4 separate regions of the Homo sapiens genome follow, and regions 2, 3 and 4 are each linked to region 1. A link is a loop called in an ENCODE intact Hi-C map of the cell type or tissue named here. Cell type or tissue: mammary epithelial cell. All regions are shown on one strand. Region 1 overlaps IL12RB2 (interleukin 12 receptor subunit beta 2). Region 2 overlaps IL23R (interleukin 23 receptor). Region 3 has its middle 21 kb from the start of LINC01702. Region 4 has its middle 33 kb from the start of LINC01702.

Evidence for each region. A loop is a pair of places that touch in the nucleus more often than their neighbours do. Peaks named below come from ENCODE experiments on the same cell type or tissue, not always from the same donor. Only the 100,000 strongest peaks of a DNase experiment are listed, where the experiment ranks them.
Region 2: it touches region 1 in a loop (9-fold over the local background); 18 of 110 quality-filtered maps call a loop at or near these places.
Region 3: a loop joins it to region 1, with 9 times the contacts of the local background. A loop is called at or near these places in 99 of 110 quality-filtered maps.
Region 4: it touches region 1 in a loop (14-fold over the local background); 55 of 110 quality-filtered maps call a loop at or near these places.

The regions. Positions count from the first base shown.
Region 1 is chr1:67,343,355-67,351,354 of GRCh38, forward strand. It overlaps IL12RB2 (interleukin 12 receptor subunit beta 2), which reads left to right. Exons shown (of 17, transcript NM_001374259.2): 10 at 7,516-7,735. Among named protein-coding and RNA genes, the nearest start is that of IL12RB2, 39 kb to the left of the region's middle. In mammary epithelial cell, a CTCF peak has its summit at 4,511 (motif pointing right); DNase peaks (open chromatin) are centred at 5,017 and 7,657; H3K27ac peaks cover 1,395 bases.
Region 2 is chr1:67,229,583-67,237,582 of GRCh38, forward strand. It overlaps IL23R (interleukin 23 receptor), which reads left to right. Exons shown (of 11, transcript NM_144701.3): 8 at 7,131-7,220. Among named protein-coding and RNA genes, the nearest start is that of IL23R, 67 kb to the left of the region's middle. In mammary epithelial cell, a CTCF peak has its summit at 4,574 (motif pointing right); a DNase peak (open chromatin) is centred at 1,189.
Region 3 is chr1:67,497,599-67,505,598 of GRCh38, forward strand. No RefSeq gene overlaps it. Among named protein-coding and RNA genes, the nearest start is that of LINC01702, 21 kb to the right of the region's middle. RefSeq lists an enhancer at 2,688-3,191. In mammary epithelial cell, a CTCF peak has its summit at 3,032 (motif pointing left); a DNase peak (open chromatin) is centred at 3,013.
Region 4 is chr1:67,485,838-67,493,837 of GRCh38, forward strand. No RefSeq gene overlaps it. Among named protein-coding and RNA genes, the nearest start is that of LINC01702, 33 kb to the right of the region's middle. In mammary epithelial cell, a CTCF peak has its summit at 4,033 (motif pointing left); no DNase peak of the experiment used is centred here.

The sequences.
Region 1 (8,000 bases):
TACAGGTGTGAGCTACCACACCTGGCCCATAGCTATTTTTAAGAGGAAAAATACTTTCAATGTTGAAGCCAAAAAGTACAGCCTAATCTATGAAATGAAAGAAAAACACCTGGGTATTGTTAAAACCACAAATGCAATAAAAGTAAAAAATGTTGCTTGATTACGAATAGCCCCAGGGTTGGATTAGGCCCCTTTACAAAAGGGGGCTTTTAGCAATCCTCTCCCTCAAACTTCCTTTCTCTTCTCCTTCTGTACTGTTTTATATTGTATTCTTTCCTTAATTAAGTATCTCAATCCATGATTCCAATATACTTCTTTTCTAGTTAAAACAGCATGTATCTTTTAAGAAGAAAACCACCTTTCATATATATATGAAAAAGATATGAGAACCAGGTAAAGCCACATCAACCGTTCTAGTTTCCTCTCTTAATTTCTTTAGCATCCTCTCATTATCTTGATCATAGCAAATCACAAACTTTTGAAATTTGTTTGAGGCCATGAGTCTGGAAGAGAAATATTCATGTTAAGCTCATTCATTTGCTCAAACAAACATATGAAAGCTCCTCTTTAGTATTAGACACTGTACTGCATAGCTGGGATATGAAAGTGAACAAGACAAATCCAGTCCTCATGTCCTGGAGCTCACAGTCCAGCAAGAGGACAGGAGTAGGAGCAGGATGCTGAGGACATTTGGGTGTTAGGGAGCAGTTCCAGGTTCAGGTGGAAGGATGATGGTTGAGCTCGCCTAGTGGAGCAGGGGAGTGGTGGGCAAGCAGAGAGGGACACCTCTATGGATTTGGCATGGAAAGGATTACTTTAGTGAAGCACTGTTCCACGGAAATATAAGCAAGCCACAAATGGGAGCCACATGCATGATTAAAAATTGTTATGTAGCCAAATTTTAAAATGTAAAAAGAAACAGGTGAAATTAATTTTAATAATTTTTTTTCTTTTTTGAGATAGAGTCTCCCTCTGTGGCCCAGGCTGGAGTGCAGTGGCGTGATCTTGGCTCACTGCAACCTCCGCCTCCTAAGTTCAAGTGATTCTCATGCCTCAGCCTCCCAGGTAGGTCAGATTACAGGTGTGTGCCACCATGCCTGGCTAATTTTTGTATTTTTAGTAGAGACAAGATTTTGCCATGTTGGCCAGACTGGTCTCAAACTCCTGATCTCAAGTGATCCTCCTGCCTCAGCCTCCCAAAGTGCTGGGATTACAGGCATGAGCAACGGCTCTCGGCCTAATAATACATTTTATCTAACCCAGTAGATCCAGAACATTGTCATTTTACCATGTAATCAATTTTTAAAATTATTTGGATATTTTATAACCTTTTTATCCTACCAAGTTTTCAAAAACTGGTGAGTCTACTAAGTGCCAGTATGGGCACATTGGTTAAGACTTCACCCTCCAGACAGTAGCACATCTTGGCTCGGACTAGCCATGTTTCAAGGGCTCCATGACTTCCTACAGCTAGGGGCTCCCTCCCATATTCAACAGCACAGCTTCTGTGTTTTCAGAGCAATACAGAGAGAGTTAAGAAAATTCGGACTGGGCATGGTGGCTCATGCCTGTAATCTAAGCACTTTGGGAGGCCGAGGTGGGAGGATCACCTGAGGTCAGGAGTTCAAGAGCAGCCAAACCCTGTCTCTACTAAAAATACAAAAATGTTAGCCAGGCATGGTGGCATACGGCTGTAATTCCAGCTACTCAAGAGGCTGAGGCAGGAGAATCACTTGAACCCAGGAAGCAGAGTTGCAGTGAGCCGAGATCACGCCACTGCACTCCAGCCTGGACGACAGTGTGAGACTCCATTTCAAAAAGAAAAAAAGAAAGAAAACTCTTAGTTCCAAAAGTGGGGAAAAGATTTAGTGTTTTTTATTTGTTATACGAAGTAATTCATTTTGACAAACAGCTACCCTCAAACCACAGAAGATGGAAAGAACGAGAAGATAGCAAGCCCCGTATACCAATTTACGGCACAGCCTGAGAGAGACTGTTGTGAAAGGAACAGCTTATTCAGTACATTCACTTTGTCTCTTTCTCCTTGTATCTCTCTCTCATATGCAGAATATTCCAACCTATATCACACTGCACTGAAGTGATGAATTCTTTGGCCTCCTCATATGAAAAAGCTTGTTAAAAGTAGAAAGTATTATTTGGGACCTGATTTATATTGATGTAGGACAAAGGTCTATTGTAAATCCCTAGTGAGGATTGGCTGCCAGGACCTTGGGGCATTTATATAATTATAGGAGCTATCCGATCTCAGAATCAATATTTAAATACAAAAGCAGCAGATGGCACAATTTAGATTGTTTCGTTGCAATATTCAACTCTATCTCCCCCTTCCCAATCCTGGCCCATCACAGGCAGGCACAGCATTTCCAAAGATATTTTTGGAAAGAAAGGGCTGCTTTTCCTTGCTTACTAGTCACACATGTTATGCCAGCTGAAAGTAGGGAATTTTGATTGGATAGCAGAATGTGGCCAGTGCAAAAAAATAAGAGAGTAGGTAGCCAAGAATTAACAGAAGATAGAAAGAGGAGATGGAAAGGGCATTTTAAAGTTTTGCTTTCATGAAAGTTTCTCTTATTTTTCTGTTTTTCTAGCTGCCAAACAAGATAGAAATCATTATGCCACGGTCACCACCAAGAGGTTTGACTATCAGTTAAGTCAGTTCAGTATAGCAGAACACTGGGGAGTATCTAGGAAGTGCTAGCATGGTCCAGCAGTTAAGAGTTCACCTCTTGGTAGAGCTGTGCCACCTGGGTTTGAGTTCCAGCTTCACTACTTATTGGCTGGATGTTCTTGGGCAAAGTGCTTAAACTCTCTGTTCCTTATTTTATTCATGAGTAAAGTGCAGATCACATGAAGTTGTGAAGATTAATGAAATCGTTGTGAAAAGTGTTAAGTTATTGTTATGAGGCAAACATTGTGCATGACATTGAAGGTGCTAGTGGGAAAATAGATCCTTAGATAGTTTCAATGGAGTGTTTTCTAAAATGTCCAGGTGAGGGTTGTCTATTTTTTTTTTTTTTTTTTTTTTTTTTTCGACAGGTTCTCACTCTGTCACCCAGGTTGGAGTGCAGTGGTGCGATATTAGCTCACTGCAACCTCTGCCTCCTGGGTTCAAGCAATTCTCCCACCTCAGCCTCTCAAGTAGCTGTGATTACAGGCATGCACCATTATGCCCAGCTAATTTTTGTATTTTTAGTAGAAAGTGGTTTCACCATGTTGGCTGAGCTGGTCTCAAACTCTTGACTTCAAGTGATTTGCCCACCTCAGCCTCCCAAAGTGCTGGGATTACAGGTGTGAGCCACCGCGCACGGCCAAGGGTTGTCTTTTGAATCACTTCATTTGGACTGGGGTTGCAAAAGGCAGTCATGAGTTTTAAAATCAAGATGCTCACAAAAACTTACAAATTACATGTATTTTGTAACCAACTGAATGGCATTGGTGAGACTTCCATATAGAACAGAAGAGTAAGCCAAGAGTCAAGATGACCTAGCTCTTCATAGACTGGTAGAAGAGTCATGTAAGTGTATTAGCAAAACTGACAATCATGATATTTTTATATTACTTTAGAGTAACTGAGAGAAGGGAAGTCACCAAGAGTCTTAACATGTGCCAAGCACTCTTTAAAACAGTTTACCTCCCTTAACTCATTGAATGCTCCAATAAGCCTACACTGTACATGACAGTATCCTTATTTTATAAATAAGGGCACTGAGGCTCAAAAAGGGAAAATAATTTGCCCAAGGTCATACAGCTGCTATGTGGTAGAGCAAGGAAGCAAAGGATCTGCTCTAATAAGAAAAAAATCAAAGTCAGCAGTATTCCAAAGCCAAAATCAAAAGAAATAAAAGCTGTGATTAATAGTGTTCAGATTCCTCCAGCTTTCTAAGGTCTAGATTATAGACCCTCTTCTTTGATACAGGCTAAGCGCTAACAGATTTTTTCTTTATTATTTGCATCAGGGGAAGTTCAGAAGTAGAGCATTACTTTATGAGAAGTTCAGTAAGTTTTTTAAATCTTAAGAAGACATGATTTATCAATTCATGGAGACACCCCTCCTCCAATAGATCTTTAATTAAAAATAAAAACAGATGCATTGCATTCTGAAATGTGTCAGATTTTGTCCTGTCATGGATTACATTTACCACATTTTTAATGCTGAAAGCTTTTTCAGGCAGCAGAACTCTTACAGTAGGTTTACTGAGAGAGCTGTTCACTCTTCAGTTCTCAGACAAAGCCAAGTCAGAAAGGCTTTCCATAATAAATTTAAATCATTTCCCACAGGTCAGAGCAGAAAGAAAATGGAAGGAGAGAGGCAATGGGACTGTGGTTCCTTTATAGCATATTCTTACCAATAGGAGAAGGTGACAATGACAGTAGGAACACTGGCCTGAGACCCATTCTTAGCACTGTCAGAGAAGGAAAAAGAGGTGGCAGGTCTTGGAGACACTCCCAGGGATGCAAGACACATTCTGGATACTGCGCACCGCTCTCACATCCACCAGAGGGCACTCAAAAATCTCACATTACTTTTCTGTGGGGACTATTTGAAACCGTTCCTTAATGTCCCCAAGCTTCAACATCCTCAAAATCAGAATGGAGAGTTACAAGGGCTAAATGGGACATTAGACATAAAACTCCTGGCTCATGGTATAGCCCAATAAATGTTGGTCTTTCCTTTATCATTCACCCAAACCAGCAGCACCAGCATACAAATAGGTTGATCTGGGAAGAGTCGGCGGGCTCCTCCGGTTTGCAGTCCTTCTGAGCTCACAGCTTGTCTCCTGTGACTCAGAACCTGCTAACTCTGGAAAAAAAGGGATTCTCGGTCTCCACCCTCCCCAAACTGATGAACTCATGCTGCCTGTTCGTGCTGCATGTGAGAATGTACCAAACCTCACAATTAGAGAAGTTGCTTTGCAATTTTGGGCTAGAAGGGTGACTGAGGATTTCAACTATGAAACACGGCTGCCCACACCTACCAGTTCATTGTCTCAGGCTTGTCTATATAGGGAGCAGCACGTCATAACAGAGGGAACATTGGCCTAGAAGTCGAGAGCTCTGGGCTCTGCGCCTACCTTCTTCATCTGTCCATTGAATGGCCTTAAGCAAGTCACGTCATGTCCCTGGGCCCCTGTTTTCCCACTTATAAAATGAATCATTGAATTAACTGTTAATCTGTAGATTCACTTCCAGTTTGGTGGTTCCTTGATGATATTCCCTTCCATCAGGACAAGGCATAATCCAGGAGTAATGGACTACATACACCATTTGCAAACTTTATGTTGCCTTAAAAAATTAAAAAAAAAAAAACCCTGAACTGATTATACTGTTTTCAGTTGCTTCAGGAGACTAAGTGGCTAAATATCTGTTTTCCTATTAGCTCATTGAAGTTTTTGTTCCATCGACCCTGTCAGACGAGTTAGGCTTGTTTTTCAATTTGATTAAGGAGACCAATTACCTAAGAAAGGATAATCGTTATTCCAAAAATTGAGTTTGACATCTTATATCAGCCTAACCCATGGGATACCATATTTACTTGTCCACCTACTTCCATCCCACTCCCACCTTTTCATTGATATTTTCAACTCTAAAATATGGGATGCGAAGGGGAAAATGTAAGAGTCTGGGTCCATGCCCTCTGGAAATCTTTATGATCCGTCAGAGCCACACCCCTATTTACTAGACTGCTGTGATCAGCTAGATTTTCACAGCAGTCACTATGCACAGCCATTGGATCCAAGATAACATTTCACCCCTTCCTTTAGCACTTTACTATTATATCAAATGAGATTTCTGGGATGTCTATGAAGGACAGTGGGAGGGAGATAATAAGACTGGTTTGCAATGTTAGCGTTGGACTGAAGCCTCTTGGGTCCCTGGCCAGAAATAAGAGTTTTGTGAGCTCAGTTAACTCTTGGGAAGTACCTTAGGGTTGGAAAACTTGGGGTGTGAGTGGAGGTAACAGTCCTATCTCTGGACTTGCAGAAGAGACACATAGGGAACAACGGAGTGAGAGATAGCTGAGGGGATGGTCTTCCCTTGCCAGTGTCTGCTTTATTGTTTTTCTCCTCTGACAAAGGGCATATTTAATAATAACAGTTTAGAACATCCTACTCTAAAAAGCACTTGCTTATTCTAATCCATACAACAGGCCTATGAGATCGGCTGCGACAGACATTTGAAATGCTGACTTTAGGGAAAGGCAGAATGTCCACACAAAAGGGCCCACAGCAACATGACATCCACCTCGTGCACTGACTATGGTTTAAGATCTAGTTTTGGGCCTTTTGGATCCAGAAGGGTCACCAGAATGGACCTGCATTAATCAAGCTTCCAGAAATGGAGATATAAAAACTAGATGCTCATGGATTAATTTCAGCAAGAAATGCAGCTGTGGGGCCAACCAGAAGGCTTGAGTCAGCAGATAGGAACATTCTCTCCCAGTATGCTAATTGTTTCAGAAGCCAAATTATAATCAGAAGGCCAATTTATTCACTTAAAGTGAAAAATAAAAATTATAAGTGAACCAGATGTTCATGTTAGCCCAGCCTTTCCTGACAGATAATCGACAGAGGAAACCAAATTATTAGAAGAGTGCTTGGTGAGCAGGGAACCCAGGCAAGGGGCATTTGCTGACTACAGTGTGTCTTTCAGCAAACACAGCCGGAGGCCCCCCACCCATGGAAGGGACAGCCTTGCCAAGAAAACTGTAGCACTTGAATCTGGTGAGCAAGCCTTCCTCACCTTGCATGAGGCATGGATGGGCACCGCCAATGCTAGACTTGACAACTCTCCATATTCTATGCTTCTGTTTCCCATGGTCCTTGTCAAAACAGGGTTATAATACAAATAATTAGTTCTCTGCTTACTTTCTGGGATTGCTCCCAAATGATCTCAATTGGAATTTTTGCAGTTCCAAAAGTTGTTAGTTACACGTTTATGAACAGTGTCTTAGTTTCCTAGCACAGATGGCTAATTCAATTCACTAAATGAAGATTTTACTAGTTTAGCTCTTGAAAATCTTCTGTTTGATGTCTTGAGCAGCAGTGCACCTTCTGTAGAAAAGGTTATATGTGTGTGTGTGATTTACAAATTTAGAAATGGAGACTCAGAGGGGCTGAGTGCCTTGCCCTTGGGCTGTGTAAACAGTAGAGCTGGAACTCAAATCCAGATCTTCTGAGTTGAGATTCTATACTTGTTCTATTGGATGTGACCAAGTTGTCTACTATTAGTAAGTTTCATTTTAAAGCAAAAAAGAAAATCAATGCGTTCTTAAGAATTATCTTTTAAAAACGTTAACTGATTTTTTATTTCCTAAATGGCAGGGAGGGGAAGGTGGGTATTGCATAAAAGTGTGTAGCAGGGAACATGAGATGATATGAACAAAAAGGTCACTCAGCTGTAGCTGCCTAGTACATCTGTACCCATGAGGTCCAGGCACAGAGCATCAGTGATCTTGTCTGGGAGTAAATAGTGAATAAATGTGTCTTGTTGCAGAATCTGAGTGTCTCAGAGGCAAGAGGAAAAATTCTCCACTATCAGGTGACCTTGCAGGAGCTGACAGGAGGGAAAGCCATGACACAGAACATCACAGGACACACCTCCTGGACCACAGTCATTCCTAGAACCGGAAATTGGGCTGTGGCTGTGTCTGCAGCAAATTCAAAAGGCAGTTCTCTGCCCACTCGTATTAACATAATGAACCTGTGTGAGGCAGGTAAGTTCTAATTTTTCTTTAACATTGCCTGTGGAAAACTGTGTCTTACTCATCTCTTATCTCCTGCAGGCCCAACCCAGGACCTAAAATGAGTAGCTAGGAGTTCAGGCTTTGGAGTCAACAGCTTTCAGAGGCTTTTTTTTTCTTTTCCAATCAGCCTATGAGTAGCCTTGGACAAGTAAATGAACACCTCTGAGCTTCAATGTCCTCCTCTCTAAAATAGGAATTATATTGCCTGTCTCATAGGTCATTTTGAAACTAAATA
Region 2 (8,000 bases), 110 kb before region 1:
AACCTTCTAATCGTGCCTTGATCTTTCCTCTGAACAACCCCCATCCTGAAACTACATAGGGGCGGCCAGCCACTAGTCAGCTCGTTAGCATACAAAATGACCGTTACCACTTTGGGCATTCTAAGGATTTTAGGACTTGTATGCCAGAAAACCAGGATGAAGACACAATATGTACTTCGTAATATTATAGTAACCTGTTCACAGATTCCAGGGATTAGGACACGGACATCTTTATGATGCCATTATTTGTCCTACTACATCTCCCTACCTCCCCAACCACTACCACCAATTGCAGTTTTTACTAGTCAGGATGATTAGGTGTAAGCAAAATAAATCAAGGCTGGTTATCTTAAGCAGAAAGAGAATTATTAGAAAGGTAGCTGAAAATCAGTAGAAAGCCTGGCAAAATGGGCATGAACAGGATCCGAGTGAGAGCAGGACCCAGAACCACAGCCAAAATCACAGCCTAGGAAAAGTCTGGCGAGGACCCTGCAGCTGACGCTGATCACTGCCACTGCCTGCCCTGGTGCCACTGTCACTGTACCCTGGATACAGCTATGGTGCCCACATTGGATTCTAAGTGGTTTCTGGAAGCCCTATGTCAACCCTTCAACATTCACAGCCTGGGTGTTAGGGGAGGGGGCATCTGGTTGGTGAGGTTTAGGCCATTTGCTTGTAGCCCTACTGCCTCTCAGCTTTTTTAGGATGCCCACAAAGAAGTATATCCTAGTGCTGGGCAAATAAAACATGGCAAATGTCTGCTAGACTATACAGATTGGAAGATGCTATGCCTGGAGAGCAAGGGTGTACTTCTGAGGAATCTGTTGGCCACTGTGTAGACTTGGAAGCTGTCCATTCTTTCATATAGAGTTTTGCTACACTTTGACATCAGACCTTCTCTGTATGGTCCTTGTCATTTAGGAAAATTTCCTGGGTGGCTACTGCTTTTTGCCTTTTCCTCCTCTTATTCTTTCTTTTTAACAATGTAACTGCCATATGTAGATTTCTTACCTTCTCCCTACATACCAAGTACCTAAAGCCCAGGAATATAAGAAGGAAGATAAACCCTTGAATATGTCTGTGTGTACCCTGCTACCCTTATATACACCGCTGATACTATAATCCACTAAATGATTCATTGCTTGACTTGTTTTTCAAGGTGTGGTAATGAGTTTGTTCTGACACACCGTTTTCCCTGCCCTGGGCTTCTGGTGCCTATTTGATATGTTGGCATTAGTTTTGCCTTGCTAATTGACATACTCAACTCTTTACCCTTGGCCCGATAATGTTGAATTCTGACCACAGAGCTAAACTGGCCTGGCTTGGAGAAATGGCACTTAAGTGCTGTGAAACAGCTGAATTATTAAAAGGAGATGCGAAAGAGAGAAACCAAAAGGAGGTATTTGTGTTTTGAGAAAAATAGGAGGGAGGGTGGGGGCGAATCTCCAATGATTTAAAAAAAAACACATCCTTTGTCTCCTTTAATATGACTCCTCTTTCTTGAATATCTAGAACCCCTGAAAGGTCCAGAAAAGTCCATGTGTCTGCTCTAATCAAAGCCTTTATGATGCAGGCCTTGGTTACTGTGGCTTTGACATCAAGATTGGCAAGCGCAAAAGTAAATAAAGAAACCTTAGAGATGTCTATACCCTTTGGCTCAGTAATTCCTCTTGTAGAGATCTGGCCTTAAGAAATAATCAGTGGAAGGAAATTTATGTACAATGATATACATCCAAAACCTAATTATAATAGTAAGAATTTGGAACCAGTCTAAAAGTTCAACAATAGCAATAATTAGTGCTTATTAAGGTTTTATTTGTGTAAAACATGGTACTAAGTGCTTGATATGAACTGTCTCATCAAACCTCATGACCTCACTGCTTTTATCTAATTTTACAAATGAAGAAACTGAGTCACTGAGGGGTTAAGCAATTTGCCCAGGGCCATGGAACTCCATCTAGTAGAGCCAGGACTTGGACTGAGTTTCGTTTGAGTCTGCAGTTGGTGTTTGAAACCACCTAGCTATACAGTTTCTCAATAGGGGTAAGATTGAATAAATACAGTAAAACATGATGAAACATTAACTAGCCATAGCATGATGTTTTGAACAATTTTTAATAAAATGAGGAAATTTTTATTAAGTAATATTGAATAAGGCTGGGTGTGGTGGCTCACACCTGTAATTCTAGCACTTTGGGAGGCTGAGGCAGGCAGATCACCTGAGGTCAGGAGTTTCAGACCAGCCTAGCCAACACAGCAAGACCTCATCTCTACTAAAAGTACAAAAATTAGCTGGGCGTGGTAGTGTGCACCTGTAATTCCAGCTACTCAGGAGGCTGAGGCTGGAGGATAGCTTGAGCCCAGGGGGCAGAGGTTACAGTGAGCCAAGATCACACCACTGCACTCTAGCTTGGGTGATGGTGTGAGACTCTGTCTCAAAAGAAAAAAATTGAATAAAAAAGGCAAGACAAAACATTTATAAAGAGTATGATCTCCACTAGGCTACCAACATACACAAAAGACTGTTAACATTTTTTTTAAATAATAGTTTCTAGTTTGCAAACAAATATAAAATTGTATTATCTTCTCCATACCCTTCTATACTTTTCAAGCATCCTGTAATTAGCATGTATTACTTGTGTAATAAAGGAAAGTAGTCGGTTTTAAGAAGAAAATAACTCTACGCTAGAAGATTTAAAGCATCAGTGCTAAATGGGTTAGCACAGTAGGGCTTGTGGGGTCCAGAGCCCCACAAGGCCAGGCAGCCCCAACACACCATGGCGAGTCCTCAGTGGAGCAATGCTAAGTCTCATCCTGGGAGAGGCTGCTTGCAGGGCTGACTCTGCCTCCCACCCTGAGCCATCCTGCTGTGGAAGTGAGGTTATTAATTTAATGAGATCAGTGACCAGCACAAACTACATGTCAGAACTGGATGGGAATTTCCACTCTTCACCCTCTACCTAGGTGACTTTGAGCAAGTTATTTATCCTTTCTACTCTTTTGTTTCCTTATCCGTATAATGAGGATAATAATATTGTCTGTGTGATTGGGTTGTTGTGAGGATTAAATGAGAGAAAACATGTAAAGTTTAGCATGTTACCTGTGACATAATTAATACTCATTAAATGGTCACTTTAAAAGGATGACAAAACACACTTTGCCCCATGGTTGATGATATGGTTTGGCTGTGTCTCCACCCAAATCTCATCTTGAATTGTAGTTCCCATAATCCCCATGAGTCGCGGGAGGTAATTGAATGGTGGGGGCAGTTGCAGTCATGCTGTTCTTGTGATAGTAAGTTCTCATGAGATATGATGGTTTTATAAGGGGCTTTTCCCCCTTTGCTTGGCACTTATCTGGCCTGTTGTCATGTAAGACATGCCTGTTTCCCCGATCACCATGATTATAAGTTTCCTGAGGCCTCCCCAGACATGTGGAACTGTGAGTCAATTAAAATTCTCTTCTTTATAAATTTCCCAGTTTTGTCCAGGTGCGGTGCCTCACACCTGTAATCCCAGCATTTTGGGAGGCTGAAGCAGGTGGATCACCTGAGGTCAGGAGTTCGAGACCAGTCTGACCAATATGGTGAAATCCTGTCTCTACTAAAAATTCCAAAAAAAAAAAAAAAAAAAAAAAAGCCACGCGTGGTGGCATGCTCCTGTAATCCCAGCTACTTGGGAGGTTGAGACAGGAGAATTGCTAGAACCCAGGAGGCAGAAGTTGCAGTGAGCCAGGATCATGCCACTGCACTCCAGCCTGGGCAACAGAGGGAGATTCTGTCTTAAAAAAAAAAATCCGGTTTTGATTATGTCTTCATAGCAGTGTGAAAACAGACTAGTACGGTTGATGTAGAAAGAAGAGCTGAGGTGATGATTTGGCATCATCCTTAAAATACAGATGGAATACGTTATTGCTAAAACCAGGTCCTTTTGAGTGGATTTGATTAAACTAGCCTGGTGTTTTGGTAGGCCAAAAAATATAGTTGTTATGCTTTAAATTTTGTCCAACAATAAGAAACCATATTTCTCGTTTGAGATCACTCTAAATTCCCACAGGCACATTGTCTTCTTGTAAGACTAAAGTTTGGTGCCAGTGTGTACAAGTTATATAAAAATTCTTCCCAAATTAAAGATAATTTGGATTTTTTTTAGTATATTCAAGTATGTCCTGTGAGATTAATAGGCATAAGTTAATATTCTGTTGCAAGGATGGAACTGTCTCATTATGGACGTAACACCACAAACACCAAATACAGTAAGATATCATGAGGTTTTTTTTTTTTTTAGCAAATTAGGCAATGCACTGATGACAGAACTGATATAAAAAACAGTTTCCAGTCATAAAGGCTGTGTGTGTGTGTGTGTGTGTGTGTGTGTGTGTGTGTGTGTGTGAGATTCTGTGTTTGCTAATGCTTTTGTATGTTAAAATACTTGCAAATACCATAAAGCACTAATAGCAGGTGGATTAAAAGGATGGGATTAGGGATGGTTCTTTTTTTCTCCTTTTAATTTCTCCTGTTGAAAATTTTTCTGTACTTTAATTATCGCTTTTACAGTCAAAGATGTTAAGTATAATTTAAAAAGAAATGACGTAGCCACGTGGTGGCAGTATTCCATGAAGAATGTAATCTACATAGCTTTGTTTCAGTCCTATGTCTAACATTGGCTTGATTTCTTCTCTGACAATTTTGTTTATAAATTGTCTTATTTTAGATAACTGATTCCTTGTGAAATTTCCCTATGAGGATTAAGCACCTCTTATAAGTGACTTTAATTTAATGCACCTGTTTGATTTGGAACTATGATAACAAATAGACTCTAAAGGAAGATTGTATTTATTCCCTGTTAGGGCTAATAAAACCCTAGTCAGATATGAAAATTGTTTTTATATGATGCAAATTAATAACTGAATGAAGTTTCATTGCCAATAACTACCTGTAGTTTATACAACAGAATTACATTAACCTGTATTAAAAGCCAACAACACCATATATTACTTTTAAATTAAAAATGCTAATTTTAAAATAATAAAAGTGAAAACAAAAATACTACAGCAGCATATGCTATAAGCCCATGATTTTGCTAAATTGAAAATTGTGTTACCTTTTAATGTAGTATTTTTACTCTTTTTTTTTTTTTTTTTTGAGATGGAGTCTTGTTCTGTTGCCCAGGCTGGAGTGCAGTGGTGTGATCTCAGCTCACTGCAGCCTCTGCCTCCTGGGTTCAAGTGATTCTCCTGCCTCAGCCTCCCGAGTAGCTGGGACTATAGGCACCTGCCACCATGCCTGGCTAATTTTTGTATTTTTAGTAGAGATGGGGTTTCACCATATTGGCCAGGCTGATCTTGAACTCCTGACACCCTCCTCAGCATCCCAAAGTGCTGGGATTACAGGCATGAGCCACTGCAACTGGCCAGTATTTTTATTCTTAAAATTTCAAAATAATGGAGATTCAGACTCCTGCCTGAGCTCCCTGCAAATGAACATTGGCCTGTAAAGATAGCACTTTAGATGAATAAACCTGACTGTTGGCCATCAGGGCATAACCTTGTTCCCTCAGAGTTTGGTGGAACCATATACCCATGGAGCAAAAGAGACTTAGCGAGGCATTGAGAAGCCAAAAACAATTTCTGATTTGTCACAATTCCGGGTGAAACATTTTCCTCTTGCTGTAGAGAAGCCAGGACAAAAAACACGGGAAATAACTTTTGGCTTTTCTGATGTTTTCATCTTCTAAAATCCCTCACCCACTGTTCTCAGAAAACTACCCTCCTCACGCTTATGCCTGCACCCAGAGCAGCCTTTTTTCTTTTTTCTTTTTTTTTTTTTGTGAAATGGAGTCTCCCTCTGTCACCCAGGCCGGAGTGCTATGGCACGATCTAGACTCACTGCAGCCTCCACCTCCCGGGTTCAAGTGATTCTCCTGTCTCAGCCTCCCAAGTAGCTGGTATTACAGGCACGCACCACCATACCTGGCTAATTTTTGTATTTTTAGTAGAAACAGGGTTTCACCATGTTGCCCAGGCTGGTCTCAACTCCTGGCCTCAAGTGATCCACCTGCCTTGGCTTCCCAAAGTGCTGAGATTACAGGCATGAGCCACTGTGTCTGGCCAGACCAGCCTTTTTCAAAAATTTCTGAAGCCCCGTAGAAACCTTTTCATTGGAAATGTAGGACACTTTTCTCAAAGACAGTCACATGGGCCACACTACTCCTTATACAAGCCTGTGATATCTCAGCCTCAAGTTGTGATTTCTCCCTGCCCCCAAAAGTAATTTTTTTAAAAGAAAAATTTGAGCACTGAAATCAGAGTGACGGAATACACAGGGCTTGAAGCAATCTCAGGGATCCAAGGCTTAGAGCCATCTTCAGAAATGTCTTCTGCCAGTTGGGAGAATTGTGTCCTTGAAGTCACTTCTGTCAGCTTTTAATTATCAGGAAGGAGGAGACTGGCAAGGCTGCACCAGGACCCCTTTGAGTTCAGACTGAAAGTTAGGTACCAGGGTTGCTCACCCCACCCTGGTCAGAATCATTCATTAGCAGTTTCCTGACAGCCTTTATAACTAGACCAGGCTGCCAGGAAAAGAAAAGAGCAGAGAGAAGTCATTGGTGACATCCCACCCAGGTGTTACAACACCAAAGTGCCTGCTAACCAAAATTAGGTTTCTTATGAGGAGCCAGGAGAAGGTGAACAGCATCCCAAAGATTGTGCAAAGGCAAAAGTGACACATCTTGGGGACCCTCAAGGAAATCTGAACCTTATTGCACCATCAATTGCAAGGAATCAAATAGAGATTAGTTATCATGCGTTTTTTCTGGCTCAGTAAAATAAAGCTCTTTGGTATTTGCTGCCTAGAAGCCTCATGAAATTAGTGGACACACCTTGAAGTTTTACAACCTAGGTAGATTATAGTTGCCCTTGCAGTGTTTCCTCCTTTGAGATTTACCCAATTAAATAAAAAGAAGAAGAAAAGACACATACTCGAAGACTATTGCTTTTATTCCACCCTTCAAGCCCATTAAAGTTATTGGTTTACTTTAGTCATCTCTAAACAAGGGAAGAAACTCCGTTGGGAAATTTGGCAAGCAGAGTGCAAAATGTAAGAAACTGACACTCTTTCCTTTTGGTTTAAGTTCCCCAGGTCACATCAAAAGCATTCCAACATGACACATGGAATTCTGGGCTAACAGTTGCTTCCATCTCTACAGGGCACCTTACTTCTGGTAAGAAAATACAACTTAGGCTTTTTGAGTAGTCTTTTAGTAATTGCCCATTTTAACCCATCATACTGAAAAAATCACATCAGGTGTTAAGTTTCTGGACAATAAGATATGCCTTATGTCTTCCATAGGAAAATAATAGACAAAGTACAAAGATCTGCTTAAAACTGAATGTAAGAAGTGGCTTAGGTGGATTTTGCCGGCTTTTGCAATAGATTGTATACATTTTTTAAAATTTTTATTTATTTTATTTTATTTTTTGAGACGAAGCCTTGTTCTGTCACCCAGGCTGGAGTGCAATGGTGCAATCTCGGCTCACTGCAACCTCCGCCTCCCAGGTTCAAGCGATTCTGCTGCCTCAGCCTTCTGAGTAGCTGGGATTACAGGCATCCGCCATCACGCCCAGCTAATTTTTGCATTTTTGTAGAGACGGGTTTCACCATGTTAGCCAGACTGGTCTTGAACTCCTGACCTCAGGTGATCCACCCACCTCAGCCTCCCAAAGTGCTGGGATTACAGGTGTGAGCCACCGCACCTGGCCACATTTTTATTTTAATAGCTGCTAGGGCTCAAGACCCAAAAACTTCTTTCAAAACAAATTACTTACCTATCTTGTGCTAGGACTTGTCTAGACATCTTCTTCAATCTTTAAAACAACCCATGAGATAAGTGTTACGCATCTATTTTATAATGAGGAAACTGAAACTTAGAGTAGTTGAGGAAACTTTTCAAGGTCATAGAGCTGCTAAGTGACAGACTAAAATTCAAATCCTTTTCTTTCAA
Region 3 (8,000 bases), 150 kb after region 1:
AAGTATGATGGGTGTTGTGAAGAGGACCCTAAGTCACCTGGTGGTAAATGCCATAATAATGGCTAATAATAATAGTCACAGGCACTTGGCAAGTGATCACTGTGCAGCTGTCATCATGCTTCATGTAGATTATCTCATTTAATCTTCAAAGCAATTGGATGAATATTATCTCCACGTAGGGACATATGTCTGACTGCTAAACTTGTACAGCTCATGGTGGGTGGATTTTGACTTTCATCTTTTGGCATTAATGACTGTGTTAGACTGAATAATGTCCCTCCACTCTGTCCACCACCCAGTTCCACATCCTAATTCCTGGAGCCTCTGATATGTTATAATACATAGCAAATGGACTTTGAAGATGTAATTAAGTTGAGGACCTTGAGATGGGGAGATTACCCTGGATTAGTAAGGTGGGTCCAGTGTAATCACAGGGGTCCTTATAAGAGGAAGGCAGCTGAGTCAGAGAAAGAGGGAGAGGTGAGGATGGAAGGGAAGCAGAGGTTGGAGTGATGCACTTTGCAGATGGAGGAAGGGGCCATATGCTAAGAAATGCAGGAGGACTCTAGAAGCCAGAAGAGACAAGGAAATTGATTCTCCCCTAGAGCTTCCATATGAAATATAGCTCTGCCAACAGCTTGACTGTGGCCCCCAAGAACCATATCCATCTTCTGACCTCCAGAACGATAAGATGAATTTGTGATGTAAAGCCATTAAGTTTGTGGCATTTTGTTACAGTGGGAATAAGAAACTGACAAAGCAACTTTTTTGGGGACCTATCTGGCAACAGCTGGATGAAAAGCACCACATCAGAACACCAGGTTTTGTGTAGGAGGGCAAACCCCGTTTGAGAATCGTGTAAAAGATCTCCAGGCTGGGCGCTGTGGCTCATGCTTGTAATCCCAACACTTTGGGAGGCCGAGGTGGGTGGATCATTTGAGGTCAGGAGTTCGAGAACAGCCTGGCCAACATGGTTAAACCCTGTCTCTACTAAAAATACAAAAATTAGCCAGGTGTGGTGGTGCACACCTGCAATCCTAGCTATGCGGGAGGCTGAGACAGAAGAATCGCTTGCACCTGGGGGGTGGAGGTTGCGGTGAGCCAAGATCATGCCACTGCACTCCAGCCTGGGCAAAAGAGCAAGACTCTGGCAATAAAATAAAATAAAATAAAATAAAATAAAAAATCTCCAGCAAGGGGCATGAGTCTGAAAGCAAAAGGAGAATGGGAGGAGATGGGACAGAAGGTGTTGCGAGTGAAGGGACAAGTGGAACCAAACCCATCAGGCCCATGAGGCCCCCGTATGGGCCTGAGTGTGAATGAAGCCTGGAAGTTTGGGCTACAATCAGATCATGGAGCCTGACCTTCAGGCATGTCAGCCTCATTGACCAGGCACTGAAGAATCATTTGAGGGTTTTGAGGAGGACAGTAACTTAATCATGCAGTATTTTATAAAAATTATAGTATCTTCGCAAATTGAGGTGGTGAGATGACAGGGGCAAGGAAACCAGTTCTGAGGCTTTTTCTGAAGTCTGACCGATGTAATCCAAGTCTGAAGCAGGCTGGTGGCAGTGAGAAGGGAGCGGGGGAGAGTCTCCCTTCTATAAATCACACTAAGATAAAAGTTATTTATTTTTATTTTTATTTTTTTGAGACAGAGTCTTGCTCTGTTGCCTAGGCTGGAGTGCAGTGGTGCGATCTTGGCTTACTGCAACCTCTGCCTCCCAGATTCAAGCAATTCTCCTGCCTCATCCTCCTGGGTAGCTGGGATTACAGGCGCCTGCCACCAAGCCCAGCTAATTTTTGTATTTTTAGTAGAGACAGGGTTTCACCATGTTGGCCAGGCTGGTCTTGAACTCCTGATCTCCAGTGATCCGCCTGCCTCAGCCTCCCAAAGTGCTGGGATTACAGGGGTAAGCCACCATCCCTGGCTGAAAGGTTTTTTGTTGTTGCTGAGAGAGTCTCACTCTGACTCCCAGGCTGAAGTGCAGTGGTATGATCATGGCTCACTGCAGCCTCAATTTCCCAGGCTTAAGGGATCCTCCTGCCAAGGTCTACCAAAGTGCTGGGATTAGAGGTGTGAGGCATCACGCCTAGCCTAGATAGACGTTCTCGTACACAGCAGTTCTTCAAGTATGTCCCGGAGTGGTGTCCTTGAGATACTTTCAGGGAATTCTCAAGATTTAACTATTTTTTACTCTTACTCTCTCAGAGTACATAGTGGAGTTTTTCAGAGGTTACCTGACTTGTGAAATTGATAGGGACTCACTGCAAAAGGAAAATTCAGGTCTTTTCTTTCTTTCTTTTTTTCTTTTTTTTGAGATGGAGTCTCACTCTGTCGCCCAGGCTGGAGTGCTGTGGTGCCATCTCGGCTCACTGCAAGCTCCGCCTCCCGGGTTCAAGCGATTCTCCTGCCTCAGCCTTCTGAGTAGCTGGGATTACAGGCACGTGCCGCCACGCCAATTTTTGTATTTTTAGTAAAGACGGGGTTTCACCATATTGGTCAGGCTGATCTCGAACTCCTGACCTCGTGATCCACCTGCCTTGGCCTCCGAAAGTGCTCGGATTACAGGCGTGAGCCACCGCCCCTGGCTTAGGTCTTTTCTATTAAGACACACATTAAAGGGATTTGTAAAAAATGCATTTTTGGGGGGTTTTGGAAATTTTTTTTTTTGCAAAAATACTATTTATGCTAATATTTAATTATTTATTGTTGCTATTTTTAAATGGGTATATGTTTTAAACATTTCTCATTATTAATTTCTAATATGGTAAATATCTATATAACCCATATAAACAATAGCTCTTTGGGATCCTCAATAATAAGAGTATAAAAGAGTCACGAGACCAAAAAGTGTGATACCTACTGTTGGACATAAGTGCATTCACCTGCTGGATGGCGTAAGGGCTGAAGGCTTTTCCCCATGCCCCGCGAAAAGCAATCAGCCAGCCATCCTCACTCGCCCTGGAGGCCACGTAGCCGTGGCGCGTCCCAGGCTCGAGCTCCCTGGCCTGTGCTCAGAGCGCCCTCTACAGGCCAAGAGTGGATCCCACACCATTCTTGCTTGAATCTACTGCTCTGGCTGAACTTTTAGCCCAGGGGGAGTTTGAAGTTCGCGGCTGCCTGGCGCCTTGGAACAGGCGATAGGCAGCATCTACAAGCTTCATTTTCACAGGTGGGGGCTGCGGAATGGGGAAGCATCGTGCTGCAGTGACGAAACCACTAAACTGACCTGAATCTTGGTCCTGGCTCAGTCCACAACTAGGGTGGGGTCCCCTGACCTCCCTGGGTTTCAATTACTCAGGAGGAAACAACCCACAATGAACTAGCCACAAAGATCCTTCTGGCTCTAGCAGCCTATGATTCTAGGTGCTAATTGTCCCCACGTCTTACCTAGAGAAGGGGCTTAGTTCCCTGGCTACTGCCTTTCAGAGCTATCTTTGCTTTCGAGGTTTGGCTCAATAAGAATCTGACTTCAGGATGGGTCTTTGCAGTTATGGAGCTCATGGATTTTGTTCTTTAGCAAGTGCATTTTAAAACACCTTCTCAACACTTCATCGATTTATAAAGCAAATCATAAGAAGCTGGCATTGGCTCAAGCTCTGGGCCAATATATGCATTTTCTTATTTGAGCCACACCACAACCCTATTACCATTATTCCCACTTTACAGAGAGAAAAACAGAGGTCCAAGGAACTTAAGTAACTTGCCAAGATCCCAGAGCAACTGTATAGCAGAACGGGAATTCAAAACCAAGCAGTCTGGTTCCACACCCACAACACTATACCTAGCCCGGATAATAAGAGTTTGCATTTTTTAAGGTTTGCTGTGTCCCTGGAGATTTACATACATTATCTCATTCAATACAGCAATTCTACAAAGTAGGTATTATTATCTCAGGTGTTTTTTTTGTTTGTTTTTAGACGAAGCCTAGCTCTGTCGCCCAGGTTGGAGTGCAGTGGCTCGAGCTTGGCTCACTGCAACCTCTGCCTCCCGGGTTCAAACGATTTTTCTATCTCAGCCTCCTGAGTAGCTGGGACTACAGGTGCCGGTCACCACGCCCGGCTAATTTTTTGTATTTTTAGTACAGACAGGGTTTCACCATGTTGACCAGGCTGGTCTCGAACTCCTGACCTCGTGATCCAACTGCCTCAGCCTGCTAAAGTGCTGGGATTACAGGCGTGAGCCACCATGCCCAGCCTATTATCTCAGTTTTACAAGGAGGACACTTATTCTCACCCAGCTACTGAGTAGAATACTGATTTGAGATTTGACCTCTGGGACTGCAAAGCCTGTGCTGTTCATTATTATTCAGCACCATCTCTGTGCCAGGAAAAGATGAAGAACACCAACTGGGTCTTCAAGAAGCTTATATTATAATCTCCTTATGAGATAATAATGGTGACTGACATTTACTGAGAACTGTTCTAAGCCTTTACACATATGAACTCATTGAATCCTCACAATAACCCAATGAGATACAGATAATTACTATCCCAGTTTGCAAATGAAGAAATCATGGTACAAGGCAGGTGGGGTGCTAAGTAAATCACCTGAAATCCTACATTTGGTAAATGTTAGAGTTGGGATTCAAACCCAGGAAGCCTGGCTCTAATACTTGAGTTTTTAACCACTACATTATGCAAAGAGCAAATAGTTCCTGCAGAGACACAGAGGTCATTGACCAACTGAAAGAAGCTGTCTTCAACAGCTGAAAGAAGCAAGCCTGGTCTGCAGAAAGATCTCAATGTGGGAAGGAAGGTGTCGACCCCTCAGCCCCATTCCTTTTCAGTCCTGGTGTTCCAGCTGCCTATGAGACTGCTACATTTGAAAATTATTCCTTCTCAGCTGGGCATGGTGGCTCATGCCTATAATCCCAGTTCTTTAGGAGGCTGAGGTGGGTGGGTGGGTGGATTGCTTGTGCCAAGGAATTCAGGCTGGGCAACATGGCAAAACCCTGTCTGTACAAAAAATACAAAAAATTAGCCAAGTGTGGTGGCACGCACCTGTAGTCCCAGCTACTCAGAGTCTGAGGTGGAAGGATCACTTGAGCCCAGGAGGTCAAGGCTGCAGTGAGCCATGGTTGTGCCACTGCATGCTAGCCTGGACAGCAGAGCAAGATGCTCTCTCAAAAAAAGAAAAAAGAAAATTGTGCTTTTTCAAGTCTACATGCTAAAAGTGGAATTCAACACATTTCCCCCAATAGTTCTCTAAATGTCTCTTCCTTTCCAATAATGTCATTGTTCTCTCACACTAACAGGACTCAACTCTGATTGATACTTTGTTGGTGCTGAAAGATTCTGAGATGTTGTCCTGTCCAGCATCAGCAAGAAATGGTGATATGATCAATTCATTAATATTTCTGTCACTGTAATAGAAGGAAATGGCAGCCTTGCCATGAGTCTGCTATTTCTGGAGTGGGCTTTGTCCTAAGAAGTGTTAAGGAACTGGGTTCTGAGAACATGTGCTGACAGGTGCCAATATGAGTGAACAGCCAGTGAGGGCCATAGCTGAGAACATGGCTCTTCTTGCTGAGGCAGGTGCTGAGTCAAACTAGCCAGGCTAAGAGAAAATTCTGGATCAGAGGCATCAGTTTGGGGAACTAAACTAAGCTTACCAAGCTGGGGGAAGATGGCAGGGCCAAAGAGGAAAGACAGAACTCATGATTTCTTGGTCAGAAAGCCACGGCAGAAAAGCCTCAAGTCCGAGATGAGATAAGGCAAGGTCCAACCAGGTGCATTAGCTGGGATTTTTCTTGAGCTGTTGAGCTCTCTTCTCAAGAAATACAAAGCAATGGTGTCCTTTAACTGGGTAAGTTAGGGTTCTGGAATAAGCTCTCATGTGAATGAAATCATCCAGGGATAGTGAGTAGAAGAGAAGAGGTCAGTTGGGACTTAAATTTGCAAGTAGCAGTCCCATGTTGAGTGAGCCTGAACACAATGGGAAACTTGAAATGAGGATGGAGCTGTGACTGTCTTTTGGAGGCCAAGGGTGGGAATGTCATGGGCCATTAAAAGGCCGGGCAACTGAAACGTTGTGCCAGGGATTCTCACTGTCTCCTGTCTCTGCTTCTCTACACTTGTATGCATTGTTCTGTTCTCTCCCTGACAGCTTCCTTCACTTCTTAGCCTAACTTGATAGAATGAGGCTGCCTCTGGCTCCTAGCTTCTCATGCCATAGTTCCACCCAAAGAGCTTAACAAGATGTTGGGTCGTAGTTCCTAATTTTAAGGAGCAAGAATCTGACTGGCCCATCTTTGGTCAGTTGTCCACCCTGGGTCAATCTGCTAAGGCCAGGAAGGCAGTGCCAACATAACCTGTTAAAGGCTCATTCTCGTGGATATGGGAGAAGGAGAAGGATATTCCCAGGAAGAGGGATTAAGAGTTGGCCTGCAGGCCAGGAAAATACCCTAAATGTTATCTATTACAGGATCTAAAGATGGAGAACTGGAAAACACCAACATTCATTGGATGTCAGAGAGCAGAACCATAGAAAAAGACAAAGAATGTTTCTCCAGGGAATCAGGAGGAAAACTAACAGAAAAAATCATGGGTACTAAGAGAAAAAATCACGGGTACTAAGAGAAAAAATCACGGGTACTAAGAGAAAAGAGAGCTTATTTAAAGAAGAGAGGAGACATAAATGGTCAAATGCTATGGAGCAGTCAAAAAGAATGAACAGTATGAGAGACAATTTGATTACAGCAAATTAGTGCAAACTTTTTAGAAAACACATTAAGAAGAAAGTTGATGAGGAAATCAGATTTCTGTAGGTTAAAGAATGAGGTTGGTTGTATTTTTATAGGTAAATATAAAAATGTTAGTTTTAGTTGTGCTGTCAACTTTGGAAAAAGAATTCACCTATGCTATGTTAACCTGGCATTATTCAGAATTTAACATAGGCTTAGAAACAGTAAACTTTTTTCTCTGATCTTTACTGGGGTAATATGCTGTATTAAATATGTAAGATCTTATCTACACAGTTTAGATTACAGAAACTAAGACATAATCTCAAAACAATGTTAAAAAGGGGAGAAAAATAATTCAAAAGGCCAAGAAACATATGAAAATGTGCTTAACCTTACTTGTAACCACAGAAGTGTGACTAAAAACCACAAGGTAACACAACTATATGCCCATCAGATTCACCAAAATTAAAAAGTCTGAAAATTCCAAGAGTAGCAAAATATGAAACAATGGGGACAATTCTCAAAAACTGCCCATGGGGGCGCAGTGACTCACGCTTGTAATCCCAGCACTTTGGGAGGCCGAGGCGGGCAGATCACGAGGTCAGGAAATCGAGACCATCCTGGCTAACACGGTGTAACCCCGTCTCTACTAAAAAAATACAAAAAATTAGCCAGGCATAGTGGCGGGCGCCTGTAGTCCCAGCTCCTTGGGAGGCTGAGGCAGGAGAATGGCGTGAACCCAGGAGGCGGAGCTTGCAGTGAGCCGAGATCGCGCCACTGCACTCCAGCCTGGGCGACAGAGCGAGACTCCGTCTCAAAAACAAACAAACAAAAAACTGCCCGTGGGATAACAAATCAACACAGCCAAAAAGTTGCCAATTCAGGCCAGGCGTGGTGGCTTACTCCTGTAATCCTAGCACTTTGGGAGGATTGCTTGAGCCCAGGAGTTAGAGACAAGCCTTGACAAGATGACGAGACCCTATCTCTACAAAAAATTAGCTGGGCACGGTGGCGCACACATGTGGTCCCAGCTACATGTGTAGCTGGGGGCTGAGATTGGAGAATTCCCTGAGCCCAGGAATTCAAGATGGTGGTGAACTACCACCACGCCATTGCACTCCAGCCTGGGTAACAGACCCCATCCCATCCCCGCTCCCCCCAAAAAAGTTGCCAATTCACCTTACATTTGAGAGGTTTCCATTTGCATAGAACACATGGGGTCATAGCAACCCCCTTCAATTGTGCAAGGACGTGGCCTACTTGGGAAAACTGGGAGTTTTTGGGTAAGTTGGAGATTCACATAGCTTATTA
Region 4 (8,000 bases), 140 kb after region 1:
AGAGAGGGCCTCTCTGAGGATGTTAAGGATTGGATTTGAAGGATTGGACTATAAGGGATAGAGAAGCCAAGGGAGAATTCCAAGCAGAGGAAAATGAATTGTGTAAAGCTGAAGTCAGCCCAGGCAAACTGAAATAAACTAACCATGCTCTGGGGGAGTCTCCAGGTCCCCATCTAGACTGCTTTCCCCAGAAAGAATCCTTCTGCCCCAGGCCCGGTGCTTCCTGGTGCTTCCCTTTGTTTGATCCCAACATGCCCCTGGTGAGAGTTTGAGAACTCATTTTGTCGGGATCTGCAATTCATTTTGGGTCTCATCCTTCAGCTGTATCTCTGAGGCAGGCTAGCACGTGTTCATCAAGAAAGGAGGACACGGCTGGGCATGGTGGCTCACGCCTGTTATCCCAGCACTTTTGGAGGCTGAGGTGGGCAGATCACTTGAGGTCAGGAGTTTGAGACCAGCCTAGGCAACATGGTGAAATCCTGTCTCTATTAAAAGTACAAAAATTAGCCAGACATGGTGGCACATGCCTGTAATCCCTGCTGCTGGGGAGGCCGAGCCAGAAGAATTGCTTGAACCTGGGAGGCAGAGATTGCAGTGAGCTGAGATGGCGCCACTGCTCACCAACCTGGGTGACAGAGCAAGACTCTGTCTCAAAAAAGAGAAAGAAAGGAGGACACTTTGGGACTTGGGGACCCTACCCTTTTATTTTAGGACAAGCAGGCCTTGGTAAAGCTTACTGTTACAAATTCTTTAGGTTTTCTGGAGCCAGACTGCTTAGGTTAGAGTCCTAGCTCTGATACTTGGAAGCTATAACTTTGGGCATATTACTTAACTGCTCTGTACCTGAGTTTTTTATCTGTAAAGCAGGCCTTTAAAAAACAATCTACCTCATAGGATTATTGTGAGAATTTAATAAGTCAATGTTAGTTAAGTGCTAGAGCTAAGTACCTATCACATAAACATTCAACAAATGTGTTGCTGTCATTGTCACAGGTAAGCTACTGTACCCCACTCATACCTCAGATGGCAGTGAAGGTGGGGATATACACTCCCTGGGCAGGGTTCTCCCTGAAGTCAGGGTATAGCTTGAATTACATACTTTAATTCAGAAGCCATTTTTATACCAGGCTTGGTTGGACACTTTACTTACATCATTGGCTTTGATCTTCCCAACAAACTTAAGAAGAATTATTGCCCCCATTTTATACACATAGTAACTCAGGTTTAAAGACATCAACTGACTTACCCAACCCCGTGAAGCTACTACTATTCCTAGGCCCATCCCTGAGATCCTGATCCAGTAGGTCAAGGTAAGGTCCACGAATCTGTATTGCAGTTTCTATCCTCCACTCCTTCCTCCTGCTTCCAAGTTCTTTTTCTTTTTCTTTTTTTAAAAATAGAGATGGGGCCAGACACGGTGGCTCATGCCTGTAATCCCAGCACTTTGGGAGGCCGAGGCAGTCAGATTACCTGAGGTCAAGAGTTCAAGACCAGTCTGCCCAACATGGTGAAACCTTGTCTCTACTAAAAATACAAAAATTAGCTGGGCATGGTGGTGGCTGCCTGTAATCCCAGCTACTTGGGAGGCTGAGGCAGGAGAATCACTTGAACCCGGGAGGCAGAGGTGTGCCAAGATCACGCCACTGCACTCCAGCTTGGGCAACAGAGTGAAACTGTGTCTCAAAAACAAACAAACAAACAAACAAAATCGAGATGAGTTCTCACTATGTTGCACGGGCTGATCTCAAACTCCTGTTCTCAAGCAATCCTTCTGCCTCGGCCTCCCAAAGTGCTAAGATTACAGGTGTGAGCTACAGTGCCTGACTCCACTTCTCAACTTTGAAAAGAGTGACCCCTTTACTATACGTTGGATAACTTTGGCCTAGATGATCTCAAAGGCTCTCTCTGTCTGCAAAGTCTGTAAAGATGAGAAAGTCCATATATGCAAAGCGGACAGTTTAGTGAGGAAGGCAGTTAATGTAAACATAAAAACATGTTTTTAATAAGTGAACTAATCCAGTTCACACCACTGGTTCCTTGATACAGTCATTCTCTAACAAGCAAAATGGGGCTGAAAGTATGCTGAACTGATGTAAGGTGTGCTGAGCTTTGACAGGTTCACTGCACCTTCACAGAGTACCTTGGACCTTTCACAAATACGTGTTCTGTTCATCCTCTCATCTTAGAGGTATCCAAGAACAGGACCTCGTCTTCGAGGTACCACCACTAGAGATAGCCTTCCCAGGGGCTGCCAGCTTTAAACTCTACAAAGCCTATGACATCATTTGGAATCAAAGTGGAAAAGTCATGGTAATAGTAGTTGTAATCAAATCAGTTAGGAATCTTTTGGTGACACATGTCAGAAAATCCAACCCAAAAATGACATGACCTAAGCTGGGCACAATGGCTTATGCCTGTAATACCAGCATTTTGGGAGGCTGAGGTGGGTGGATCACTTAACGTTAGGAGTTCGAGACCAGCGTGGGCAACATGGCGAAACCCTGCCTCTACCAAAAATACCAAAAAATACAGCCGGGTGTGGTGGTGTGTGCCTGTAGTCCCAGCTACTCTGGAGGCTGAGGTGGGAGGATCGCTTGAACCTGGAGGCAGAGGTTGCAGTGAGCCGAGATTATGCCACTACACTCCAGCCTGGGTGATGGAGTGAGAGTTTTTCTTAAAAAAGAAAAAAAAAGAGGCTGGCACAGTGCCTTGTGTCTGTAATCCCAGCTACTCGGGAGGCTGAGGCACGAGAATCACTTGAACCCGGAAGGCAGAGGTTGCAGTGAGCTAAGATTGTGCCACTGCACTGCAGCCTGGGTGACAGAGCGAGACTCCATCTCAAAAAAAAAAAAAAAAAAAAAAAAAAAAGAAAAGAAAACAGTGGAGGCTCTTGCTGAACGTAGAGTAAAGGAATGTTGCCAATAAATTTCAACAACAAACCTTTGAGCTCTTACTATGTGCCACACTCTGTGCTAAGCACACTAGGTGCATGACCCCATTTGATCTGTATAAATGACTCAAGAGGGATGCATTCAGATTAACCTCATATAATGGACGAAGAAGCCAAGGCTCAGAGACGTTAGGTAACATGTTCAAGGTCACATAGCTAGTAAGTGGTAGAGCTGCGTTTGAGCTAGTTCTCTCTGATTCAACATCTATTCTTGTTCCATTTTATGAAGCTGCCTGGGGCATCAGCTTCCTCTAAGGCATATAGACTGGAAACATCAGAGTCTTTCTCAACATTTCTTCTTCATTTTCTACATCCAGTTAGTCATCAAATTCAGTGGATCCTACTTCCACCAGGTTTTGTGCTGTCTGTTTCCATGTTTGGTTCCCATTGCCACTGCCCTAGATAAGGACTTGGTCACTTCTTCCTGGACTATTAAAATAGTTTACTCTTTTCTCAGAGACTCCACACAGGTGGTCTGAGAGTCATTTTAACTTACAAGTTCATACTTAAAAGTTAGAGTCCTGGGCGAGGCACAGTGGCTCTTGCCTGTAATTCCGGCACTTTGGGAGGCCGAGGTGGGCAGACAGCTTGAGCCCAGGAGTTTGAGACCAGCCTGGGAAACATGGTGAAACCCCATCTCTACTGAAAATACAAAAATCAGCCAGGTGTGGTGGCACGTGCTTGTAGTCCCAGCTACTTGGGAGGCTGAGGTGAGAAAATCCTTTGAACCAGGGAGTTTGAGGCTGCAGTGAGCTGTGATCGCGCCACTGTACTCCAGCCTGGATGACAGGGCAAGACCCCGTCTCCCAAGAAAAAATAAATAAATTTAAAAAATTAAAATTAAATTAAATTAATTAAAAATAAAAATTTTAAACAAGTTAGCATCTCATGAAAATCTGTATTGTTTGGCTTTCCCTGAAAAATGGAAAAATCTGATAACACTGGACTCATAATCTACATGGCAGCATTGGCTGGAACTGAGCAGCGGCAGCCCACTGATGAGAAGGTATGTGTGGTTCAGTTGACCAGGTACCTATTGCAATTTTGTTCCTTGTCTGCCCTCTGTAGGCATCTGAGTGTGCAAACCTAGTAGTTAGTCTCTCCCCATTTAAACCCATCCTCCTGTAGACCCTGCAGTTATCTTCCTAAACCATGATCTCAGTATTCTGAGTATTTCATACTCAATTTTCAGATCATATTTATTTATTTGTAGAGACAAGATCTTGCTCTGTCCCAGGGTGCTGTGGTGTGATCATAGCTCACTGCAGCCTCAAACCTCTGGGCTTACCCAATCCTCCCATTTCCGTCTCCCAAGTAGCTAGGACTACAGGTGTGTGCCACCATGCCCAGCTAAGTTTTTAATTCTTTGGAGAGACAGGGTCTCATTATGTTGCCCAGACTGGTCTCAAACTCCTGGCCTCCAGCAATCCTCTTGCCTTGGCCTCCCAGAGTGAAAGAATTACAGGTGTGAGCCACCGTGCCCAGCCGCAATTTTCACATTTCATAGTTCCTCATTGACTACAGATTCATTACACACTTGGTCCCAATCTACTTTTCCAGGCCTATCTCCAACTGTGCCCACATGTCCTCTGCTTCAGCCACATCCTTCTAGAATCTGCTCAACACCCCTTCTCCCACAGGGTTTGCTCAAGCCTCATTCTCTGGGCCTCTAATGTGCTTTCTTGGTCCTCTCTGTGCCTCCTCAAATCCACTCTTTGAATGATGCCCACATGACTTTCAATGACCAGTTTGATTCCTACCTCTTCCAAGAAGCCTTGGGTCTTTTCGATTTATTTATTTGTCTATTTTTAAATTTGAGACAAGGTCCCACTCTGTCACCCAGGCTGGAGTGCAGTGGTGCGATCACAGCTCACTGCAACCTCCGCCTCCCGGGTTCGAGTGATCCTCCCACCTCAGCCTCTGGAGTAGCTGGGACGACAGGCACATGCCACCACACCTGGCTATATTTCTTTGTATTTTTGGTAGAGACATGGTTTCGCCATGTTGCCCAGGCTGGTCTCAAACTCCTGAGCTGGGATTACAGGTGTGAGCCACTGCACCCGTCCCATGTTTTGTGAATTTTACCACATCTGGGGAAAAAGAGTGAGCTAACGTCTATCAGGCACACAAAGCAAGGCATGGGGTTGGGGTTTGATAGGAGGTGGGGAGGAGATTTCTGGTAAAGAAAGCAAGGTTGGGAACCAGTGAGGTAGCTCAGAAAGGCTGGTGTTATAAAGTGCTTGAGGTTGCCGGGGGCAAGGCCTGGGCCTCAGAGCAGCCAACTAAGGTTCCAGAGGCAGATGGGAAGCACATAGCCTTAGAAGCCCTTCCCAGTAGCTCAGACTCTGTCCTGCAGGGAATGGGGCACTGGTAACAACTTTCAGGAGGCCTGCAATGTGCTATGAGTGTGCTTTTTCTTCCCCTTTTTCTGTTGAGACAGGGTTTCACTCTGTCACTCACAGGCTGGAGCGCAGTGGCATGATGATGGCTCACTGCAGCATTGACGTCCTGGGCTCAAGTGATCCTCTCACTTCAGCCTCCCGATTAGCTGGGAACACAAGTGTGTGCCACTGTGTCCAACTATTTTTTGTTGTTGTTGGTAGAGATGGAGTCTTGCTATGTTGCCCAGACTGGTCTTGAACTCCTGGGCTCAAGGGATCCTCCCACTTTGGCCTCCCAAAGTGCTGAATCACCACACACGCTCAAGTGTGCTTTTTAAGAAAGATCAAGCCTTCCAGTGTAATTTAATGATAAAAAAAAGAAGGAAAGATCAAGCTTATTCCCTTATGCAGGAGGGTAAAATTAGCAGAAATGTGGAGACAATAAGGAAATTATTTTAACAAGCCAGGTGAGAGTTAGCAAGGAGCTGAGAATGTGACCATCATCACATGCTACAGAGCAGGATATCTATGTCATTTTTGTTTGTTAATTTCATTCATTCATTTAAAAATTCTTTTAATGAATGAAAGCAGGTTTCCATTTTGTGCCAGGCCCATTATTTGCTGGTGCTGAGGACATAGCTGTGGACGACACAGGCATGGCTCTGGTCGTTCTAGAGCAGACAGTGTGGCCAGGAAGGCAGACAATAAACTCATGATGATACAATTGATGAATTACAATTGTGAGAGGTGTTATTAAAGGACAAAGTCAAGGTGCTAGCTCCTGCTGTGACTTGCACACTGCCCTGCAGTCAGACAGCCCTAGGTTCAAAGCCTGGTTTCTCTACCACTCAGGGGAGAGGCCTAGAGCTAGTTTCTCAGGCTCTTCCAGCCTCGGTTGCCTCATCTGAAAAAGTGGGTAGCAACAGCATGCACCCACAGGGTGGCTAAGAAGGATTAAGCTTAGCACTGTAGATGGAACTGTCCACGAGTGCCTCACAGGCAGCAGAAGCTCAAGAGGGGTTAATTGACTCTTCCGCAAGGTGGGCACGATAAATCCTGGTTGGATAGAATCATGTAATTAACCTTGAACCCATCAGTCCCTGGCAATGTGACTGAAGATCTTGAGGCATGCTGATCTGAAGCATATAAAGTAGCCAGTTTCTGCCGGGCGCAGTGGCTCACGCCTGTAATCCCAGCACTTTGAGAGGCTGAGGTGGGCAGATCACTTGAGGTCAGGAGTTTGAGACCAACCAACCTGGCACATGGTGAAATCCTATCTCCGCTAAAAATACAAAAATCAGCCGGGCATGATGACACGTGCCCATAGTCCCAGCTACTAGGGAGGCCAAGGCAGAAGAATCGCTCAAACCCAGGAGTAGGAGGTTACAGTGAGCCGAGATGGTGCCACTGCACTCCAGCCTGGGCAATAGAGTGAGACTCCATCTAAAATAAATAAATAAGTAAGTAAATAAATAAATAAATAAAGTAGCCAGTTGATCTGTGAATAAGCCCTTTAGAAAAGCTCATTTTTGAGAACAGCAGGTCTGCTTCAACATTGTGAAAAGTGCTAGCCTCCCTCTGTTCCACCCTCAACCCCCAAACAAGGCTTCTGCCAGGCATGTAGGAAACAGCCCTGGGTTTTGGTTTCTCCCAACGGTTCATCCCCTAAGGGGGAAGACATTCCCTGGCATATTAAAAAATATCCCTTTTGCAGGGCGTGGTGGCTCACACCTGTAATCCCAGCACTTTGGGAGGCGGAGGTGGGTGGATCGCCTGAGGTTAGGAGTTCGAGACCAGCCTGACCAACATGGTGAAACCCCGTTTCTACTAAAAATACAAAAGTAGTCGGGTGTGTTGGTGCATGCTTGTAATCTCAGCTACTCCGGAAGCTGAGACAGGAGAATCACTTGAACCGGGCAGGCAGAGGTTGCAGTGAGCCAAGATGGTCCATTGCACTCCAGCCTTGGTGACAGAGCAAGACTCTGTCTCAAAAAAAAAAAAAAAAAAAAAAAATTCCTTTTTTGACCTTCAGAGGCCAATGTGTCCATATTCTTTGTAACTCCAGTGGAATTTATATCTGCCAAGGTCTTTCTCTTAGAAGGTTCAGGCCTAGTCATAAACACCCTTAAACACTTCTGTCTTCATCCAACAGGCATAGATTGAATATTTGATTGACATGTGCCAGTCACTGTACTAGGTGCTGGGATTATAATACAGAAAATAATGAGACCCATCCCAGCCTCAAAGGCATCCTAACCTTGTGGGACGTTAGAAACATAAATGAATCAGTGCTATCTTTGTTTTAAGGGCTAGAATCAAAATTGCACAGGCCATAGGGTGAGTGCACAGAGGCAAACCAAGGCACCTTGCCTCGGGGAACATTCCAGGCTGTCAGACCAAGACCAGGCTCTGGTATCTAGCTCTTGATCTGCTGCTTGATGATAATAACTGTTACTTATTGACCACGACTATGCCCAAGTCCGTTATTTATGAATCAGAAGATTTCACATTGAAATTTTGAAAACAATTACAAGATAAGAAAAACAGCTCTAGGTTGGGTGTGGTGGCTCACGCCTGTAATCCCAACACTTTGGGAGGCTGAGGTGTGGATGGCAGGGTGGATGCCTTGAGGCTAGAAGTTCAAAATCAGCCTGGCCAACATAGTGTAA